Regions from separate parts of the Homo sapiens genome. Here all the other regions are linked to region 3. A link is a contact called in ENCODE Hi-C or POLR2A ChIA-PET data. All regions are on one chromosome and are shown on one strand. Each heading gives the region's core, a stretch centred on a gene start or an enhancer-like site at or near the end of the contact. The rest is flanking DNA. Distances are from core to core; before and after follow the strand shown. Region 1 overlaps CYFIP2 (cytoplasmic FMR1 interacting protein 2). Region 2 overlaps ITK (IL2 inducible T cell kinase). Region 3 has its middle 34 kb from the start of HAVCR1.

Region 1 (3,405 bases), core at 1-2,500, 250 kb after region 3:
AGAGCATGAGGCCGTTCCCCTGAGCTGCTGGTAGCCTGGTTTGGTGTCACCACAAAGGCCACCTCAACCTTAACAACACAGGAAGCAGCTGGGCAAAATGGCAAACGAAGGGGAAAGTCCTTTAGCCCCCACCAAGATCTTTTTCTCTGTCTACTCAGTCTACTCATAAACAACGAGGAGGATAGGCCTTCTCCAGTGGCCCAAGTCGAGGCTGACTTGATTTCTCGGCTCTGACTGCAGGTCCCCTGTGTGGAGAGAAGCTGTAGGTGATAGGGCCTCTGGTCCCGGAGGACAGGAGCAGGGGACTGAAACAACAAAGACCACCTTGCCAGTCAGTGCTGGGTACCGGCCAGGTGTCTGAACTGCTAACAAGGAGACTTTGGGTGGTTGTCTTCTAAAGCAAATTATTAAATTTTGATCAAAACGATATATACAAATGTTTTAAAAAATCAAATAGTATTGAAAGCCTTATAATGAAAAACAACCATCCAGCACCCACCCTCCCCTAGAGGCTGCCACTTTTAACTCACTGTTTCTTCTAGTAGCTGCCTCCAGATCTCTAAATGATATGCTTACACTGCTGTTTCTCGATTTATCTATTCTGCACGTTGTCTATTTACTTCCTGCTGTGATGGATGGAGATTTCACTTTCTTACACCATCTCCCTCCCTCCCCTGCCCCCGTCTCTCAAGATAGGAAGAGCTCTATTTTAACCTAAATCAGGTTTAAAGTGTCTACATTATTAATATATATAAATGATGATCACAGACAGCCAAGTAAAGTCCTTTGATTATATTTCCTTTCTTAGAGGGCTTTTCATTTCGCTGCAGAATTTTTGTTGCAATACTTGTCTTTTTATTTATCTATTTATTTATTTTGAGATGGAGTTTCACTCTTGTTCCCCAAGCTGGAGTGCAGTGGCGTGATCTCAGCTCACTGCAACCTCTGCCTCCCAGGTTCAAGCGATTCTCCTGCCTCAGCCTCCCGAGTAGCTGGGATTACAGGCGTGTGCTATGACACCTGGGTAATTTTTTAATTTTAGTGGAAATGGGGTTTCACCATGTTGGTCAGGCTGGTCTTGAACTCCTGATCTCAGGTGATCCACCTGCCTCGGCCTCCCAAAGTGCTGGGATTACAGGCACGAGCCACTGTGCCTGGCCCTGTCCTTTTCTTTTAAAGCTCTGTGTCATATGAGTTATTCTATTGCAGTCCCTTGTCTTCTCAGGAAGTGCAGTGTTAACCCTAGCTCCACCCCTAACTAGCCCAGTGACCTTGCACAAGTCCCTTCTCTTTTCTGAGCCTTGGTTTCCTCATCAGTAGAAAGAGAGCTAGGCTCCCTTCTTGTTCTCATTCTAAACCTCAGAACCTATCACCCCACCCACCTCACAGGCAGTAATATTATTACTCCTCAGTTAATATTATCTGAGAAGTCTTTACTCCAGGGTGGGGCAGCCCCAGGACCTGACAGATGGCAGAGAAACCAAAACAGGCAGGGGCAGGGGGAGGGAACAAACAAGCTAGCTGGGCCTGCCCTGTATGGTCTAGTTCACCCCTGCAGTTTAGGGGGCTGCTCTGTGGGGTGGTATGGTTGTATCTATTACTCTTTTCCTCCCCTGCTATCCCCGTTGGTTTTTGCTCTCCACAGCCTCTGCTTGTAGGGGCATCATTTACAGTCCCCAAACTCCCCAAGCTCCTACTCTACCCCCAGCTCTCTTTGTACCCCTTCTGCTTATGTTACACTCAAAGTTTCCCAAAAAGTAGTTATAAAAATACTAACTTTTGGTAGCAGCTTTATTGAAATATAGTTTGCATACTGTACAATTCACTCATTTAAAAAATATAGTTCAGGGCAGGCATGGTGGCTCATGTCTGTAACCCCAGCACTTTGGGAGGTCAAGGTGGGTGGATCACCTGAGGTCAGGAGTTTGAGACCAGCCTGGCCAACATGGCAAAACCCTGTCTCTACTGAAAATACAAAAATTAGCCAGGCATGGTGGCAGGTGCCTGTAATTCCAGCTACTCGGGAGGCTGAGGCAGGAGAATCGTTTGAACCCGGCAGAGGTTGCAGTGAGTGAGATCATGCCATTGCACTCCAGCCTGGGGAACAAGAGTGAAACTCTGTGTAAAAAAAAAAAAAAAAAAAACCGTTCAGTGGTTTTTAATATATTCACAGAGTTGTACAACCCATAATCGTAGTCAGTTTTAGAGCATTTTAGCACCCCAAAAAGAAATCTCATGGCCTTTAGCACCACCACCTATTTCCCCCAACCCCACCCCTTGGCAACCATAGATTTGCCTATTCTGGGCATGTTTAATAAATGGAACAATACAATACGGGGTCTTTAATGATTCGCTTCTTTCACTTAGCATAATATTGTCAAAGTTTATTCATGTTGTATCAATATCAGTACTTAATTACTTTTTATGGCTGAAAAATACTCCATGTGGCTATACAATTTTTTATTTATCAGTTGATGCATATGTTAGTTCTGCTTTTTAGCTATTACAAATAATGGTGCCATGAACATCCATGTACAAGTTTTTGTGTGGACCTGTATTTTCATTTCTCTTGGGTGTATGCCTAGGAGTAGAATTGCTGGGTCAAATGGTAACTGTGTGTTTAAAAATTTGAGGAAATACCAATCGATTTTCCAAAGTTGCGGCACCATCTTACATTCCCATTAGCAACGGTATTCTCAGTTTCTCCACATCCTTGCCAACACTTGTTATTGTCTGTCCTTTTCATTATAGCCATCCTAGTGGGTGTGAAGTGGTATCGATTTGCATTTCCCTAATAACTAAGGTTATTAATCTTTCTGTGTGCTTATTGGCTATGTGTATATCTTTGGAGAAAAATCTGTTCCTTGCCTATTTTTAAAATCAGGTTCTCTTTATTAATGAGTTTTAAGAATTCATTTTTTAAATTTATTTTTATTTAAAAAAATTTTTTTGTAGAAACAGGGTATCACTCTGTTGCCCAGGCTGGTCTTGAACTCCTGGCTTAAGCGATTCTCCCATCAACCTCCCAAAGTACTAGGATTACAGGCATGAGCCACTGTGCCCAGCCAAGAATTATTTACATATTTTATATACTTAGCAAATACATGATTTGCAAATATTTTCTTCTATTCTGTGGACTTACTTTCTTGATGGCGTCCTTTGAAGCACAATTTTTTTTATTTTGATGTTTAGTTTATTTTTTATTTTGTTGCTTGTGTTTTTGTTGTTATTACATAATTCAAGGTCACAAAGATGTACTCTTATGAGTTTTATAGTTTTAGCTCTTACATAGATCTTTGATCCATTTTGAGTTAATTTATTATATATTACATTATTTATACCTCACACCATAAAACAAATTTTGCATGTGGGTATCCAGTTGTCCTAGAATCATTTGTTGAAAAG
Region 2 (3,304 bases), core at 578-3,077, 190 kb after region 3:
CCTCTGTGAGTGAAAGCCCTTTCCAAAGTCAGTGATCTGGTCTCCAAATTTCTGCCAATGCCTTGCTGTGGGCCCTCAGATGAGTCACGTGGCCATCAAGGGCCCCAATGTCCTCATCTCAAAAATGGCAGGGAGTTCTGAGGGGCTTAGGATGAAATAATACCTAAGCCCTTTTCCAATTCTGAAATTCTTTGACTTGGTATTTCCATTTTGTAATTTTCACCATGCATGCTGCAGCTATTCCTCTTCGGGGCGCAAGTATTTCCCTCCTCCAAGTGATACACATGTGACTGAGGTGCTAGGGACATCTGAATGACTCACCAGAATGCCAGTGGGGGAGGACTGGTCATGCTGAGCTGTTCCCCATGTGAAACCAGGGCCTGAGCACTCTTGGGGTCCTGCTGTGGTTGTCATGCAGTCACTGTGCTAATGGTTTTGCTTTTGCATTGCAACCCATTGCCATATCCTCCTCTGAGCATCTCCTCACTCTACCCTCTTCTGATTTGGTTAAATAACTTCATGGATCTGAGTTTTGCACAGTTGAGAGCAGAGTTTTCAAGAAGCACACTGCACTGTGAACGCAGCTTATGGTCATCACCCTGGATGAAGGCTCACAGGATTCCTGGTACCGAGCACATTGGCAGTGCGGGTCTATGAGCACTGGGCTTTGGATAATCCCTCTGAGCCTCTAAGAGCATTTTCTCACCTGCAATATGGGGATAATGATAATAGATAGCTATGTGTAAGGCTGGGAGATTCAATGGTGTTGTGGAAAGCAGTACAGCTGCCAACATTTACAGAGTTCTTGATAAATGGTAATTGTGTCTACTTGTCTTCCTTATTGGTGGATGAAAGAATCTGAGGCTGAGATATAGCCTCAGAACTTGTATGGGTCTGGGAAGCAGCAGAAGTGGATGAGTAAAAACAGACCCAGCCACACCCAACCCATAGTAACACCCATTTCTGCAACCAGAACTGGCCCTGATCTCCCCACTGTGGGGAGGGAAAGGAAGGAAGGGAAAAGCAAGGCCAGAGGACGAAGAAAGAGAGACCAGTCATAGAATGTCCAGGGCTGGAAGTGGCCAAGGCTCACAGCTAGTATTGGTGAAGCCAGAGTTAGAACACCAGTCTCCCAGCTCCAAGTTGAGTTCTAAATAGGAACCATACTTCCTATTACAGGGGTTTTCCTTCTTCTGTGGTCATTGTATACCCAGGTCACTATCCCAGCCTACTCTTTCTTGGCAAGTCTGCACGGGACTGGGCTCCAGTGTCAATGTGTGACTCTCCTCTACCACATCCCTGATGTGAGCTGTCCAACTTCAAGTCAACCTCATACAGAAATGAGGAACTCATCGTCTACCTATGCAGCCCATTCTCTTCCCATCTCTCGTTATTAAGGACGTCTTTGTATTAGCCTGAAGTCTGTGCAGTGCCTCCCGTACCACAGAGAGCCCCAGACACAGCCACACACCTTTGATTCATTGAGTCCAGGAATGGCCTTTGCAGAGCTACAAAGGAGAAATAGTGAGAGATGCATATGAAGAGATGAGAGGAAGGAGAGAGAGAAAGAGAAAGAGAGAGGAGAAGAGAAGAGAAAGGAGGAAAGAGGGAAGAGAGAGGAGAGCTAAACAGACGGAGACATGGAAACAGAGATAAGCAGAAAGACAAAGACAGAGAGATGCTGGGGTTGGTATAGTTTGAAAGAGGCAGAAAGAACACATATTCAGATGCCTTAAGGCAACTAAAAGTGGATCCCAGCCCACTCAAAAAGCAGCACAATGACCTCCCACCTCAGCCACCCCCTCCTCAAGCCCACAACCATATCAGGAAGCTAGTGAGTCACTGTCCCCCTGAGTCACCAATTCCCACTCCTGAGCTTAGCAGGTGGCAGAGACATTCCCGGAAGTCTCTATGCCTACAGGGAAGGGTGCAAGTCTAACCCCACTGGCAGGCTTTTCCTGGGAATACAGAAAGAGAGGGCCCCCGAATATGGACTTCTGGAAGCTTCTGGTGTGTACTAGAAAAGGGAATCAGAAACCAGCAGGCCCAAGGAGATAAAAGACAGCTTCTGACAAGGCCAAGTCAGGTTTCACTGTGTCTTATTGCTCCTTCTGGCCCCCTTTCTTCTGTTGTTTTCCCTGGGCCCTTTTTCTCAGAAAAACCCCCTGGCTGCTCACTTCCGGTTGGGTCCATTAGTTTTCATGCTCATTTTTTCTTTTCCTGTTTTTCTCTTTTCAGCTTCAAAGAAGCCTCTTCCTCCTACTCCTGAAGACAACAGGGTGAGTGAGAGCGCTAGCTCCGGGTGCAGGTGGGCCCACAGGCTACCTGATTGGCATGTTCCTATTTGCATGTCCCCCTCTCCCCATAGTTTTCAAACCCTGGCTGCATGCAGCAGGCTGTCATGATTCAGCAGAACTCAACACATTGGGTATTTTTGGGCTTGAACTCTCTTGGGGGGTCTGTCCACTTAAAGGACCATTCAGCTGCTAAATCTCCATCTCACTTTATTTATTCAACAAATACTGATATCAAATTGGGTGGCCATTCACCTGACCACTTTGGAGTATAGTAGCAGCTCACTCTACATAAAAGTGTGTCTGGCATGGTGGCTCACGTCTGTAATCCCAGCACTTTGGGAGGCCAAAGTGGGAGGATCGCTTGAGCCCAGGAGTTCGAGACCAGCCTGGACAACAAAGTGAGACCCCCATCTCTAGAAAAAATTTTTAAAAATTAGCTGGTGTGGTGGTGCACACCTGTAGTCACAGCTACTTAGCAAGCTGAGGTGGGAGGATCACTTACTCCCAGGAGGTCGAGACTGCAGTGAGCCATGACTGTGTGCCACTGCACTTCAACCCGGGTGACAGAGCAAGACCCCGTCTCCAGAAAAAAAAAAAAAAAAACAAGGTGCACATCTACTCTTCGCAAGCATTTTGGAGACATACATTTGTTGATATTTTATATATTTCAAAGCACTTCCACCCCTTTATTATCTATTTTAAAACTTACTATCCGTTCTATCCACTTCAGAGGGTTTTAGTTTTATTCTCATTGTAAAGCTTGGGAAATCAAATCCCAAGACAGGTCTTGAGGCTTTTCCAAGGCCATTCAGCAACTTAGTAGGATGCAAGGTTTCTGGCGTGGTGGTCTTTAACTCGAGTGGTGGTTCTCAAAGTATAGTCCATGGACCAGAAGCATCTGCATCACCTGGGAGCATGTTAGAAATACAAATTCTTAGGCCCCACCCCCAGACCTGCTGTGTCCAAAACGCTGGGGGAGGGGCCCAGGAATCTGCATTTTAATAAGC
Region 3 (3,514 bases), core at 454-2,953:
AAATAAGCTTCCCCTACATTTTTTGGGTCTTCCTATATTTTGGAGACTCCAGGTAATTTTATTTAGCCTCAGAAGTGACAGTGCAAAGCTGGGCATGGTGGCTCACGCCTGTAATCCCAGCACTTTGGGAGGCCGAGGTGGGTGGATCACCTGAGGTCAGGAGTTCAAGACCAGCCTGGCCAACATGGTGAAACCCCATCTCTACTAAAAATACAAAAATTCGCCAGGCGTGGTGGCAAGCACCTGTAATCCCAGCTACTTGGGAGGCTGAGGCAGGAGAATGGCTTGAACCCAGGAGGCGGAGGTTGCAGTGAGCCGAGATTGAGCCATTGCACTCCAGCCTGGGCGACAAGAGCAAAACTCCGTCTCAAAAAGTAACTAAATAAACAAAAGTGGCAGTGCAATACCCAAAGTCCCCTGCAAGAAAGACTTTGGGTTCATTTCCTGAGATTTACATCTGAAATAAGTAGAAGTAAAGGATGATCGTATGCTCTTATTTCCACATGTTCTTTCATGAAGTCTGAATGCTTTTATTGAAATGTAAAATATTTTATAGCAGCTTGTATTCTGTCATTTAAACAAACAAAAATTCTCAGGTCACATCTGTATTGCTAAACCAGAATGTCTAGAAATAGGGCCAAGAAATGTGTATTTTAACAAGCTCCCAGCTGATTTTGATCTATTGACTCTCCGACTTCAGGCATCTACATAACCTTTGCCGTATTCACATTGCTTTTTTGCTATTACTCACTCAAGTTATTTTAGATTAATTAACTTTAACATTTTATTCATCCTAATCAATACCCATTAAATCATGGGTTTGATGCATCTTAAAAAATATACATCAAAAAACTATTTTAAAAATCCATTTGTGGACTGGATAAAATCAGCTCCTGTACCACCCCACTACTGCCTCCCAAAGCAGCAATTTTGGGCCCAAACCAATTAGAGCCAAACGTTGGTGCCAGTTCCCTCTTTTTTCACAACCCCTCTTGCAAGGCCTGGGGGTGTCTCACAGCCCTGTGGAAAGCCCCTTGCTGCCAAGAGGTTCCCTTCTCCCCCTCTTTTTCCCCTGCCTATATCCTTCTGTCCTCCCAACAAACCTGACTCTCGAGCTATACCTGACTTAGAATAGTGTCACTGAAGCATGTTAGTGAATGTTAACATAGAATTTGGTGATGGGTAGCAGGTTTAGCTTTTAATATGCAAAAGTGGTTTTCTAAGATTGGGACTCTTTTCCAAACAGACATCTTCATAGAGCCCTTTTCCTTTCTTTTTTAAATTTTTAATAAGATGGAGGCTCACTTTGTTGCCCAGGCTGGCCTTGAACTCCTGGGCTCAAGTGATCCTCCAGCCTTGGCCCCCTAAAGTGCTGGGATTACAGGTGTGAGCCACTGTGCCTGGCCTGTAGATTCCTTTTCATCCAGCACCTGGCCAGACCCCTTGCACATCTCTTCAGCCTTGCTTCTCTTCATCTCTCCTCACTCACTAGTTTTTTACTCATTGGAACACAACATCCTCTCTTTTAATACACAAGCTTCCTGCTGCCCCACAGCCTTTGCATTTGTTTTCCTTCCACTAGATTTTCATGTGGCTGCCACCTACACATTTTTCTTGGTTTCAACTTAAATGTCACCTCTTTCCTAGAAGCAGCCGCTGACCAACCAGCTAAAGCTACACCACTTCCTACCCCCCAACAAACACCCTCTACCTCAGTGGTTCTCAACTGTGCCCGCAGGGACATTGTCAGTTGTCACCACTGGAGGATGTGACTGGCATCTAGTGGGTGGAGGCCAGGGATGACGCCAAACACCTTACAATGCACAGGACAGCCCCCTACAACAGAGATTTCTGTCCCCAAATGCCATAGTTGAGAAGCCAGTCTCTATCACAAGATTCTTTCTCTTAGTAATAATCAGTATCAGAAGTGATAGGTTTTGTATTTCTTCCCTACTAAGCTCCTTAGAACCTGGAGTTCAGGGTTGTTTCCTGAAGAGCACCTGACACCTGTGTGACTTGCCACAAATTTGATCCACTTTGACTAGAGCTCACAGCAAGTTGAAGATGGCTGACCCAAACTAAATGATGAGCCAGAGAAAATATCGAGTCGGTTTTCAAATTTGTTCCATTGCTGTTTTGTTAAAACAAAGCTGTTTTGTTTTCAAGAGACAAACAAAAAAAAACTTTTATTAATGAGTATGCATATAAATAAACCTAGACAACCACGAAGAGTCCCTCACAGTTTCATGTATTCACAGAATTATTTCATCTTTAAAGCCATCAGTGAACAATTAGTTCTGCTACTTGTTAAAGTTGTGCAAAATTTCTCAATTTAAACATACAGTCTTAATTATACCACTGTTCTAATGTCCCAAGACTGATTGGAGGTAATGGAATCTCAACAATATCTTAAATAGTAATTTAAAAAATTCATTGCGATCTACAAGACTAATATATCTAAAGGAAAATAATTCATATTCACTAAATTCCTCCCCTTTCTTCCTTCTTACCTATTCTCCCTTTCACTTGACAATTTTTTTCTACAGTATATGATGATGGCCAAATTACCCAATATCAACTGTTTCAAAAAAGAAATGTTATTTTAAAAGATACCATACAGCAAGAGACTTATAGGTGTAACACCATTGAAATTATTTGCTAAGCCCTGGCCAGGCACGGTGGCTCACACCTGCAATTCCAATACTTTGGGAGGCTGAGCAGGCAGATCACTTGACATCAGGAGTTCAAGACCACCCTGGCCAATATGGTGGAACCCTGTCTCTACTAAAAATACAAAAATTAAGTGGACATGGTGGCTATCCCAGCTACTCAGGTGGCTGAGGCAGGAGAATTGCTTGAGCCCGAGAGGCAGAGGTTGCAGTGAGCCAAGATTCTGCCACTACACTCTAGCCTGGATGACAGAGCCAGACTCTGTCTCAAAAGAAAAAAAAAATTATTTACCAAGCTGTGTTTTCGTAGTGTTTTTTAATTCTCCAAACTGCTTCAGTATCTGTAGTGTTTTTTACATTTCAAAGACTTCTCACATGTAACATTTCATTGGAATTAGCACTGTACATCATAGTTGATATGGAAATTATTACATCTACAGATGAAGAAAATGTAGACGTAAAGAACCATTTGCTCTAATGTCATCCAGTGTAACTGCTAAGAGTTAGGATTAGACTCAAGTCCTATCCCTAATCCTGTATACTACCCTAAACTCCTAAGCCCCCATACATTGTACTGCACAGAATGCTACTAGTGACTGTACTCATGCATTCAAACAAGTTTTGGAAATGTGTTAAGCAAAGCTAACCAGATTCCTGGAGTATTACGCATCATAAATCCTCAGGAAGGATCCAGAGAATAGGGCAGTTGCCATAAAGTTAAAAGCCCCACAGGTGTCAGGCAGGTAACAAAGGTGAGCATGCAGGGAACATAAGGATTTGGGGATTAGAGGATGCAGCCCCATCTAGTGGGACCCTGGTCACATAGCAATCCAGTCCAATCTTGC

Evidence for each region. Hi-C counts contacts between places; a loop is a spot of excess contacts on that map. ChIA-PET counts read pairs that join two places held with the same protein, here RNA polymerase II (POLR2A). Pooled maps may share reads with other maps.
Region 1: a loop to region 3 is called in a map of naive thymus-derived CD4-positive, alpha-beta T cell, with 4 times the contacts of the local background. The contact joins two enhancer-like sites. A Hi-C loop is called at or near these places in 2 of 168 maps with a recorded cell type or tissue (naive thymus-derived CD4-positive, alpha-beta T cell and natural killer cell), 3 of 37 single-sample maps with no recorded cell type and 10 of 50 pooled maps. POLR2A ChIA-PET finds 5 or more read pairs at or near these places in 1 of 52 experiments (activated naive CD4-positive, alpha-beta T cell).
Region 2: a map with no recorded cell type shows a loop between it and region 3 (4-fold over the local background). The contact joins two enhancer-like sites. A Hi-C loop is called at or near these places in 1 of 168 maps with a recorded cell type or tissue (natural killer cell), 1 of 37 single-sample maps with no recorded cell type and 10 of 50 pooled maps.

Annotation. Positions count from the first base shown.
Region 1 is chr5:157,272,006-157,275,410 of GRCh38, forward strand. All of the region lies in intron 1 of CYFIP2 (cytoplasmic FMR1 interacting protein 2), which reads left to right. Among named protein-coding and RNA genes, the nearest start is that of CYFIP2, 7.6 kb to the left of the region's middle. RefSeq lists enhancers at 198-407, 1,474-1,613. Within about 2 kb of position 1,251, at least 8 of the 41 ENCODE cell types and tissues checked have a DNase peak (open chromatin) inside an H3K27ac peak, as active enhancers do; they include natural killer cell, where a contact is called at or near this core.
Region 2 is chr5:157,215,629-157,218,932 of GRCh38, forward strand. It overlaps ITK (IL2 inducible T cell kinase), which reads left to right. Exons shown (of 17, transcript NM_005546.4): 5 at 2,239-2,279. Among named protein-coding and RNA genes, the nearest start is that of ITK, 36 kb to the left of the region's middle. RefSeq lists enhancers at 1,038-1,097, 1,138-1,217. Within about 2 kb of position 1,828, at least 4 of the 41 ENCODE cell types and tissues checked have a DNase peak (open chromatin) inside an H3K27ac peak, as active enhancers do; they include natural killer cell, where a contact is called at or near this core.
Region 3 is chr5:157,023,773-157,027,286 of GRCh38, forward strand. No RefSeq gene overlaps it. Among named protein-coding and RNA genes, the nearest start is that of HAVCR1, 34 kb to the right of the region's middle. Within about 2 kb of position 1,704, at least 4 of the 41 ENCODE cell types and tissues checked have a DNase peak (open chromatin) inside an H3K27ac peak, as active enhancers do; they include natural killer cell, where a contact is called at or near this core.